2 separate regions of the Homo sapiens genome follow, and region 2 is linked to region 1. Evidence: chromatin contacts called from ENCODE Hi-C or POLR2A ChIA-PET data. All regions are on one chromosome and are shown on one strand. Each heading gives the region's core, a stretch centred on a gene start or an enhancer-like site at or near the end of the contact. The rest is flanking DNA. Distances are from core to core; before and after follow the strand shown.

Evidence for each region. Hi-C counts contacts between places; a loop is a spot of excess contacts on that map. ChIA-PET counts read pairs that join two places held with the same protein, here RNA polymerase II (POLR2A).
Region 2: a loop to region 1 is called in a map of chondrocyte, with 7 times the contacts of the local background. The contact joins two enhancer-like sites. A Hi-C loop is called at or near these places in 2 of 168 maps with a recorded cell type or tissue (aorta and chondrocyte). POLR2A ChIA-PET finds 5 or more read pairs at or near these places in 1 of 52 experiments (AG04449).

What each region holds. Positions count from the first base shown.
Region 1 is chr14:99,036,580-99,041,527 of GRCh38, reverse strand. The region is part of intron 1 of LOC107984696 (a long non-coding RNA gene); the gene reads left to right. Among named protein-coding and RNA genes, the nearest start is that of BCL11B, 230 kb to the left of the region's middle. RefSeq lists an enhancer at 2,608-3,108. Within about 2 kb of position 2,953, at least 5 of the 41 ENCODE cell types and tissues checked have a DNase peak (open chromatin) inside an H3K27ac peak, as active enhancers do.
Region 2 is chr14:99,216,571-99,221,518 of GRCh38, reverse strand. The region is part of intron 3 of BCL11B (BCL11 transcription factor B); the gene reads left to right. Among named protein-coding and RNA genes, the nearest start is that of BCL11B, 53 kb to the left of the region's middle. Within about 2 kb of position 2,923, at least 2 of the 41 ENCODE cell types and tissues checked have a DNase peak (open chromatin) inside an H3K27ac peak, as active enhancers do.

The DNA.
Region 1 (4,948 bases), core at 1,704-4,203:
AGGTAAGAAGGTTCCAGGCAGCAGCACGTGCAAAGGCCCTAAGGAATAAGGAGGCACTCACATTGAGAAGCCCAGTCTGGCCAGAGTGCAGAGGGTGAAAGGCCTTGGCTGAATGAGATGTGAGGTGGGAAAGGGCAGTGTGGGCCAGCATCTGCAGGGGCTTGGGCTCCTGGCAAAGGAATTTGCCGGAGTGGGTGGATAAGGGGGTTTGCTGCTGGGTGTCCAGGGGTCAGATGGAGGCTTTGGAAGGTCCTTGGTGCAGCAGACCTGCCCTGAATGGGAGGGGGAACAGTGCAGGGGGGCTGGTTGGGGGTCAGTATGGTTTTCACCGGGAGCCACGGTGGCGGCCTCCACAGATGCATGAAGGACAATAGACTTAATTATGTCACTGTCCTTTGCAGTCTCCGAAGGAAATAACAAAAACCACAGGGGAAGGCCTGCAGTCCTCGGGGAAGACGAACAGTTCTGTCTAAAGGCTGACTTTATTTTCACACTCCAAGCTCCCACTCCTATCACTGAGGTGGTTTGGGGGTGGGGCAATGGCCTAGGCACATGCCGTGCCCACCTGCAGGAGGGGAGTGGGTCCCCAGACACCCTTGTGGTTGCTCCCCGACCGAGCAGGGAGAAGGAGTGCGAAGGAGGCTGGCGGGAGGGCTCGGAAGTTGGCCGAATGGAGGAGTTTCCACATGCAGGCCACGCCGGCCCGAGTGTTCCTCTGCCTCTGGCCACTGATGGCCAGATCCATGGGCTTCCGTCCTGGCGCAAGCATATCAGCCATCAGAGGGCACCCACGAAGGCCTTCGCTCCTGACATCGGCCTTTTATATAACGTGCTGCAGCCATAATAGAATTCTCCTTAAATTTCAAACAGAAATTTTCATCTGAAGTGTTTTGGGAAGGGTATTATTACGGAGCTTCTAATTCCCACTGCCGCTAAGTACGTATTAATAACAAGGAGAGGTATAGAAACTGCAGCTCCAGCCAACAGCACTTGACATTTAGTAGATGAATTAACGTTTATAGTGAAATGGGTTTTTAGCTAGTAATATTAGAGGTCTTTGTTCCCAGCTTTTCTTTCGCGGTGCCTTCGTTCTCGCCGTGTCTCTGTCTCCTCTGCTCCCTTTCCTCCCTCTTGGCGTCGGGCGTCTTTGTGTCATGCATTTGCGTGCTCTCCCTGCCTCTTGTTTTTCCCGGCACGAGCCCAGCTCACATGCTCTCTGGAGCAGTCCCCCAGCATTGGCGCTGAGCTCTGGTAAGAGAGGCAGGGGACAGGGAGGTGAGTGACAGGCTGCACTGATCCCCCGTCCATCCCTGTCTGCAGCCAGGCTCCCGGGAAGGCGCTGGGCATCGGAATTGGGCTGCGGCTCTGCTACAGGTCCTCATGGCTGGCCAGGCTGCTCTGCTCACCTCTCTGAGCTGAAACTTGCCTTCTCTCCAACGGGGAATTACCTACCACTTATAATTGTGAATCTATGAAGTGAAGTGATGCAGCCTGACTTCTACAGGCTCTGGCACTTGGAGATGATTCTTAAATGCAGTTTTCTCCCAGTCTGTCCTCTCCGGGATCAGGACTCAGGAGCTGGCCCAGGGTATGAGCACTGGACGGGGAGCAGGAACCCTGGTTTGGACCCAGCCCGGTGACCCACTCACCTCGGGACCCTAAGAGAGGTGCTTTTCTGCCTTGGCCCTCAGTGGCCCATCTGTGAAATGAACTGGGTTAAGGACACATGTAGCGAGTCCTTTTCAGGTCTTCATTAGAGAGTCGCGACTGGGCAGCCACAGAGGACGGAGGATGGGAAGGAGAGGAAAGACTCAAAGGCCAGCAAGGAGAGAGCAGGCATCCAGCACTGGGGCCAAGATTTTACTTCCATCCTTCTCCAGGTTCTTACCCAGCCTCTGCCCCCACCAAATCTTTCCCAAGGGCAGGTCGTGCCAGCCCTGTAGCCTGTAGGGAGGAGAAAGGCCCCAGGCCACCCAGTTGAAACTGTAGTTGAGGCAGGAGGGTAGAGGGTGAGGGGAAGGCAGGCAGACGCTGCTAGTCCAGCTGTGAGGCCCACCAGGGAAGAGGTAGGACGGACAGACACGCTGTGCCCCCCAGGGGCCTCCTCTTCCCCTGGTTGTTGGGACCATCTCCTCTGTGTGAGCTGTGAGAAGCAACTGTGTCATCTCATGGTACTCTGGCCCCTCATTCCTCAGGGCAGATACAGAGACCCCAGTGGGGCACCCTAAGACCCTGGGGGGTGGGTAGGAGATGGGTCCACTTGATAGAAGGAATGTAGGTTCCTTGCAGCCAGGCCAGCCCCCCACTCACCTCCCCTTCTCTACCACGGACGGAGGTGTGAGTCAGAAGTAAATTCTGGCTGTATTGAGACCCTGAGATTTGAGGTTGTCTGTTATAGCACCTAGAATACCCTAAGGAATACGGGGAGAGGGAACCCCAGGGGGCGAAAGTTGACATGGATTAATTGTGAAAATCCATTTCTTATCAAACAGGATTATTTTGGGTACAAGTGACAGAAACCCCACTTGAAATGGCTTAAGGATAAAATGGAATGCATTAAAGTCCAAGGAGATAAGTCTAGCTTCAGGCATGGCTGGATCCAGATGTTCAGACACAGTGACAATCACCCCCACCTGACTCTCCCTCTCCCTCTCCCTCTCCTTCTCCCTCTCTCTCTCTCCCTCTTTCTCTCTCTCCCTGACATATCCCCACACTTCTGCTTTTCTCTGTGTTGGCTTCATTTGCTACAAGGTGGCAGAGATGGCACAAGCAGCTCCAAACTTAGCAGCTCATTCAGCCTTGAGGAAGGAGGCAGCACATTTCTCAGTCATTCCAGCTAAGGGTCTGGAGTATACTTCCTGTGACTGACTCACTTCGGCTTCATGTCTGTCTCTGAGGCCATCTACGGTCATTTGGTGGTCAGGCTCTCGTTGGCCAGGCCTGGGTCATGTGCCCACCTTGGAGCTGGGGATGGGGCAGCCTTGGCCAACCCACATGGCCCAGGCATAGTTAAGGGGAGGGTGGCTGGTCAGACGAAAACACATCCATCACCCACCATGCCTGGCCCATTATTGTGCTTTCCCATCATGCTCTGCATTTGTGGGGGGCCATTAGGGTGGTTAAGTAAGGGACCTGGTCAAGGAGAATGTGGCCCTCATCCCTGTCCCCTGTCCTGTCCCTGTCCCCTGTCCTGTCCCTGTCCCGTGTGTGTGTGTGTGGCTTGGGGAACAGATAGACAAACTTTCATTGTCAGATCTTACGGAAGGAACTTCCTTTCTTCCAGCTGCATCACATCCGGTGCAGTCTCTGGGAGGGGCGGAGGAGTCTCCTTTATTGAATGTGTTTTTCTGTCCTGCAGAGAGGCCACATCAGTGGTGTCAGGGTTGGATTCCCATCCTTGCCCTGCTTCTTACAGCACATGCATCCCTGGCCCGGCCACTTCGCCTCACTCCCTTTGCAGGCCCTTGAGAAGACCAAGCTGGGTCTGAGCTCTGGCTGCCCCGGGCCCTGGGAGAGGCTCAGGGCCTGTCGGAGACTCTGCCTTCCCCAGCCTCAGATGGTCCCCTGTCGGGGAGATGGGGAACTGCTTTCTTTTTTTTAAACCAATGCTTAAAATGGTGGTGAAATAGACATAGAATTGACCATCTCAGCAGTTTTTCAGTAGCATCAAGTACATTCACATTGTTGTGTCCCATGAATGGTACATCCATCTAGAATACCCTAAGGAATACGGGGAGAGGGAACCCCAGGGGGCGAAAGTTGACATGGATTAATTGTGAAAATCCATTTCTTATCAAACAGGATTATTTTGGGTACAAGTGACAGAAACCCCACTTGAAATGGCTTAAGGATAAAATGGAATGCATTAAAGTCCAAGGAGATAAGTCTAGCTTCAGGCATGGCTGGATCCAGGTGTTCAGACACAGTGACAATCACCCCCACCTGACTCTCCCTCTCCCTCTCTCTCTCTCCCTCTTTCTCTCTCTCCCTGACATATCCCCACACTTCTGCTTTTCTCTGTGTTGGCTTCATTTGCTACAAGGAGTTCTCCTTTCGTCCTCCCAAACAGAAACTCTGTCCCCATTAAATAACACCTCCCCATTCCCCACTCCCCCAGCCCCTGGAAGTCTCCATTCTGGTTTCTGTCTATGATTTTGACCACTTTGGGTATCTTGTATAAATGGAGTCTTACAGTATTTATCCTTTTGTGTCTGGCTTATTTCACCTAGCATAGTGTTTTCAAGGTTCACCCACGTTGTAGAACACACCAGAATCTCCTTCCTTTTTAAGGCGGAACCATATTCCACTGTACATATACACCATGTCTTATTTACTCATTCATCTGTCCAGGGACTCTGGCGCTGCTTCCGCTGTCTTTGGGCCTTTCGGCTATTGTGAAAAGCGCGGCTGTGTGCACGGGTGTGCAAATATCTGTTGGAGATGCTGCCTCTCATTTTCTGGGTGTATACCCAGAAGCGGAAGTGCTGGGACCAATGATCATGCTATTTTTAGTTTTTTGAGGAACTGCCATTCTGTGGGAACAGTTTTTAAAAGCCCTTGGTTCCATCAGCAAGGGTTGATAAATCAGGGCAAAAAAAAAAGATGAAGGAAAAAAGAAGAGGCCCTACTTTTGGGGGCTGAGATGGCAGCGGTGACAGGGAAAAGGATGTATTTTGACTAGCAAGCCAAGCAAGCGTCATCCAGGTGCTGGGCAGGGTGGCGGAGGGAGGGGCCGGGAGGAGCGCAGAGCCTCGCGCCCGGATGCCCGGCCAGCTAGCAGCGCGGGCAGCGGCTTTATGTTGATGGCAAATTGTCACTTTGGCGGAATTCAGGAACGCTACTTATGTCATTAGGCGGCAATCTATAATTAACGCACTCAAGGCTGTGTGAAGGGTAGGATTCTTCCAGGGACAGCTAGAGCGATTCCACCTGCATCTTCTGGGAGCGG
Region 2 (4,948 bases), core at 1,674-4,173, 180 kb before region 1:
TGAATCACAGAGCTGCCACTGGGCCAGCCTGAGCCCCGGGTAATTAGAACGCCAGTATTGTATGATTCTCAAGGAAGGGATCGTGGCGCTCAGGACTTCTCCAGGGAGGTGAATGCAAAAATGGAGTCAGTACCTGCAGAAACGGGGGCCGCTGGAATCTTTTCATAAAACTGGACATTTTAAATGATTGCCTTTGTTAAGAAGTGAGGAATAGCTAGTGGGGCAAGGCCCACTGGGTGCGTGAGTCTGCTCTTGGTGTTGTATTTAACCAGTTCTGACTCAAGTTCTTTTGCATGAATTTCCTTGGGTTTTATTAGCCAACTCAGTTATTAACATTTTAATCTTAAAAAATACCTTTGATCAGGCCAGTCGCGGTGGCTCACGCCTGTAATCCCAGCACTTTGGGAGGCTGAGGCAGGCAGGCGGATCACAAGGTCAAGAGATCAAGACCATCCTGGCCAACATGTTGAAACCCCATCTCTATTAAAAATATAAAAAAATGTAGCTGGGCGTGGTGGCGGGCGCCTATAGTCCCAGCTACTTGGGAGGCTGAGGCAGGAGAATCGCTTGAACCCGGGAGGTGGAGGTTGCAGTGAGCCGAGATCACAGCATTGCACTCCAGCCTGGGCAACAGAGCGAGATGCTGTCTAAAAATAAAAAAAATAAATAAAATAAAAAATACCATTGATCAAGGGTCCACTGTGTGCTGTGGGCTTTCTGTGTATCTCCAGTGATTCTCACAATGCTTCGATTGTGAGTTTTTTTAATTGTGGTAAGATAAACATTAGATTTACCATTTTAACAATTTTTAAGTGCACAGTTCGGTGGCAATAAGTACATTGCAATTGTTATGCAGCCATCACCACCGTCCATCTCCAGAGCTTTTCCATCATCCCAAACAGAGCTCTGGCACCATTAAACACTAACTTCCCATTTCCCCTCTCCCCAGCCCCCCATTCTCCGTTCTGTCTCTCTGAATGTGACTACTCTAGGTTCCTTAGGTAAGTGGAATCATACAGTGCTTGTCCTTTTGTACCTAGCTCATTTCACTTAGTATAGTGTCTTCGAGGTCCATCCATGTTGTAGCACGTGTTACAATCTCCTTCCTTCTTGAGGCTGAATAATATTCTATCATATGGATAGACCACATTTTGCTTATCCACCCATCCATTGATGGACAGTTGGGCTGCTTTTGGCTATTGTGAATGGCACAGCTAAGAACGTGGGTGGACAATAATCTGTTTGAATCCTTGCTTTCAGTTCTTTTGGAGTTTCTGCGGAAGTGGAGTTTCTGCGTCAAAGGGTAATCCTATATTTAATTTTTTGAGGAATTGCCAAACCGTTTTCTATAGTGGCTACGCTGTTTTACATTCTCACCAACAGTGCACAGAGGTTCTCATTTCTCCGCATCCTTATCTGACTGTTGGGTAATTTTAGTGTTTTTTGGACTGTTGGAGTTGATAGCCAAGGAACCTGCCTCTCAGGGATGTGGCAACAACTGGTCCAAGTTAGGTGGGTAATAAACCTGAGGGCGGTTTGAATCCAGCCTCAGCCAGCCTAGGTGTGGCCCTATAGTCACCACTGGACTGCTGGGGGCTACCACCTTCAGTATATTTTAGTTGAGGGTCTTGAATCCCCTTTGTCTTGGAAATGGTTGCCCATGGCAGTTCTCAGTTCTGTCTCCCAGGACAGCTTTTTTTTTTTTAATTTTTATTTTTTATCTTTATTTTTTATAACAAAGCTAAACATTTAGCTACCTTGATAGCTTGGGGAAGAAAATTCTACAAATGGACAATTTTCATTGTTCTTTCTGTTGTGTCTTCAGGGTGTTGATTTGAGTGTGACTTAGCAGAAGGAGCCCCGTATTTGGAATCAGAATCCCTAGGAGCGAGATAGAGCTCACTCGGTGTCCTGTGCACGCTTTGGCCCTCTCTGAGCCTTGTGGGGTCTCCCTGCCTGATGGGAATCATCACACTGGTTTTGCTTCCTTGGCTGGGCGGGGAGGGACTGGGGACAGGGAATCTCAAGGGAGTGGCCTTGGGTCCTTTGTATATCGGGATGGTAATTGCGATGATTCTTATTAGTGGTTGTGCTTTCTCTCTATTGTCCTGTATTGGTGTCCCAGGGCTGCCGTAGCAAATGGGCACAGACTGGGTAGCCTAAGACAATAAGAAATTGATTCTGTGGTCGGGTGCGGTGGCTCACGCCTGTAATCCCAGCACTTTGGGAGGCTGAGGTGGGTGGATCTCTTGAGCCCAGCAGTTCAAGACCAGCCTGGGCAACATGGCGAAACCCATTCTCTAAAAAAATTAGCCAAGAATGGTGGCATACACCTGTAATCCCAGCTACTGGGGAGGTGGAGGCAGGAGGAGCCCTTGAGCCCAGGGAGGTTGAGGCTGCCATGAGCCGAGATCGTGCCACTGCACTCCAGCCTTGGGCAACACAGTGAGACCCTGTCTCAAAAAAAAAAAAAGAAGAAATAAAAAAAAGAAAAGAAATGTATTTTCTCACAGTTTGGGAGGCCACAGGTCCAAGATGGAGGGGTCGGCAGGGCCGTGCTCCCTGATTCCCTGCCTCTGTGGGCACACAGCTTTCTCCTCTGGGTTTGACTTCTCTTCTGAACAATTAAAATAAAAAAGACAATTGTCTTTGGATTCAGGACCCACCTAGACCATCCAGAATGATCTCATCAACAGCCTTCACTTAGTCACACCTGCAGTGACCTTGCCCCTAAATAAGCTCACATTTACAGGTCCTGGGATCTAGCTGTGGACAGCTTATTTCAGGTGGCTCCATCCAATCTTCTCTGCATGCCTCTTGCTGGATTCTAGGCCCTTCCAGGGCAGGAAACCCAGCTGGTCTCGGTGAACTGAGGTCTGGGACAGGTTCAGGCACTTACAGGGGATTCCCCAAATGTCTCCTGCATTGAAGCTGGAGCTGGCTTTTGACAAGATGGACACATGTTCCTTTTTTTCTCAGGAATGTGGTGATTCTGAAATGCCTGGCCCTTCGGCTAGCACTCAGACTTCTGTGTTTATGGAAGGCAGTGTGGTCACATGTGGCCCCCAGCTCTGCCCCCATGCTGAGTCAGAACACAACTATTAACGATAGGGCGGGGAGATGGCTTAAAAAAATCTGTGGCCGGGCGCAGTGGCTCATGCCTGTAATCCCAGCACTTTGGGAGGCCGAGGCGGGCGGATCACGAGGTCAGGGGATCGAGACCATCCTGGCTAACATGGTGAAACCCTGTCTCTAGTAAAAATACAAAAAAAAAAAAAAAAAAAAATTAGCCAGGCATGGTGGCGGGTGCCTGTAGTCCCAGCTACTTGGGAGGCTGAGGCAGGAGAATGGCGTGAACCTGGGAGGCGGAGCTTGAAGTGAGCTGAGATCGCGCCACTGCACTCTAGCCTGGGCAACAGAGTGAGACTCTGTCTCAAAAAAAAAAAAAAAAAAAAAACCTGCAATGATTATTATGAGAATTAACAGAGTTGAATAGGAGCTAAAAATAACTGGACACACACTTGCCTATAATCCAGATTTTAAAAGAAAATATAATTATTTTTGTAAACTGGCTCTGAGAAGCCAGAAATATTTTTAGTTTGCATCTTTTAAGACATGGTGCATGTTTTCAGGGAGTGGAGTTCGGAGCCCACTGGCATGTGATGATGTCACCAAGTCAGAGCACACCTGAAGCCTGTGGGGACGGGGTGGTGGCAGGCGGCGGGGTCAGAGGTTAAGGAGCCCAGTTCTGAGCACCATTTGTCTGAGCATGCATTTGAGGAGAGGTGTTCCACCAGCCTACCGTGGCTTCTGTAGGTGCTGGAGCCTGGGGTGTCCTGGCTACCCCCAGTCTGGAAGCCAGTAGCATTGAGAGAACAGCAGCTGGCTCAGCTCAGAGGCCAGGGGGTGGGGGTTCCCCCTGGATAAGGTGGACCTGACAGGGTCTGAGCGGACCTGCAAGAAATAACCAAGACTTGAGGGAAAACATTCCACGGCTTTTTCATTTGGAGCCAAACATTGCCTCATGTAATTTTCTCCCTGGTTTTTCCCATTGCCTCTGCCAGGGTCCTTGGGCCTGGCACAGACCCGTAATAAAAGGCCGTGTGTGTGTGTGTGTGTGTGTGTGTGTGTGTCTGTATGTGTGTGTATATTTGTACTCGTGAGAGTGTATATGTGCATATATGTGCATGCGTGTACACGTGTATATGTAAGTGTATGTATTTGTGAGTGTGTTTGTATGTGAGTATTTGCATATGTCAGCATATGTGTATGTGTGGATGTGCATATGTGTACATGTCTGAGTGTATATGTGAGCATGCATGTGTATACATGTGAGGGTATATATACATATTTGTATATATGTGTGCATATACATACGTATTTGTGTGTGCACATATGTGTATGTGTATTTGCATGTCAGTGTGTGAATGTGGGGGTGTGCATGTGTGTACATGACTAAGTGTATATATGTGCATGCATGTGTATATGTGTAGATGTGAGAGCATATGTGCATATGTATTTGTACATACACGCGTATTTGTGTGTATGCACACACGTGTGTGCAGATGTGTGTACACATGTGGATATTTGTGCATGTGAGTACATATGTATATGTCTGAGTGTATATGGTATCTGTGCACATATGTGTATGTATGCGTGTGTGTGTGTATGAGTGTTTTTGTGTGTGAGCATGTATGTGCATATGTGCATGTTGAGTGTATATGTGTATGTGTCTGTGTGCAGTCCAGGGAGAACTATCAGCACAGAACAGGCCCCTCCCAGCCTCCCAAGCTCTGTGTTTATGGTGAGGGCACTTGTGATTATTTTTCTTCCCTGAACTTTCTGATTCTTCCTGGATTTGTGGTGTGTGTCCATCCTGAGGCCTGCTGAGGCCTTTGAGGGCGAGTCTCTCTCTAGAGCTGAATTCACCTTCTTAGTACCTCCTGGG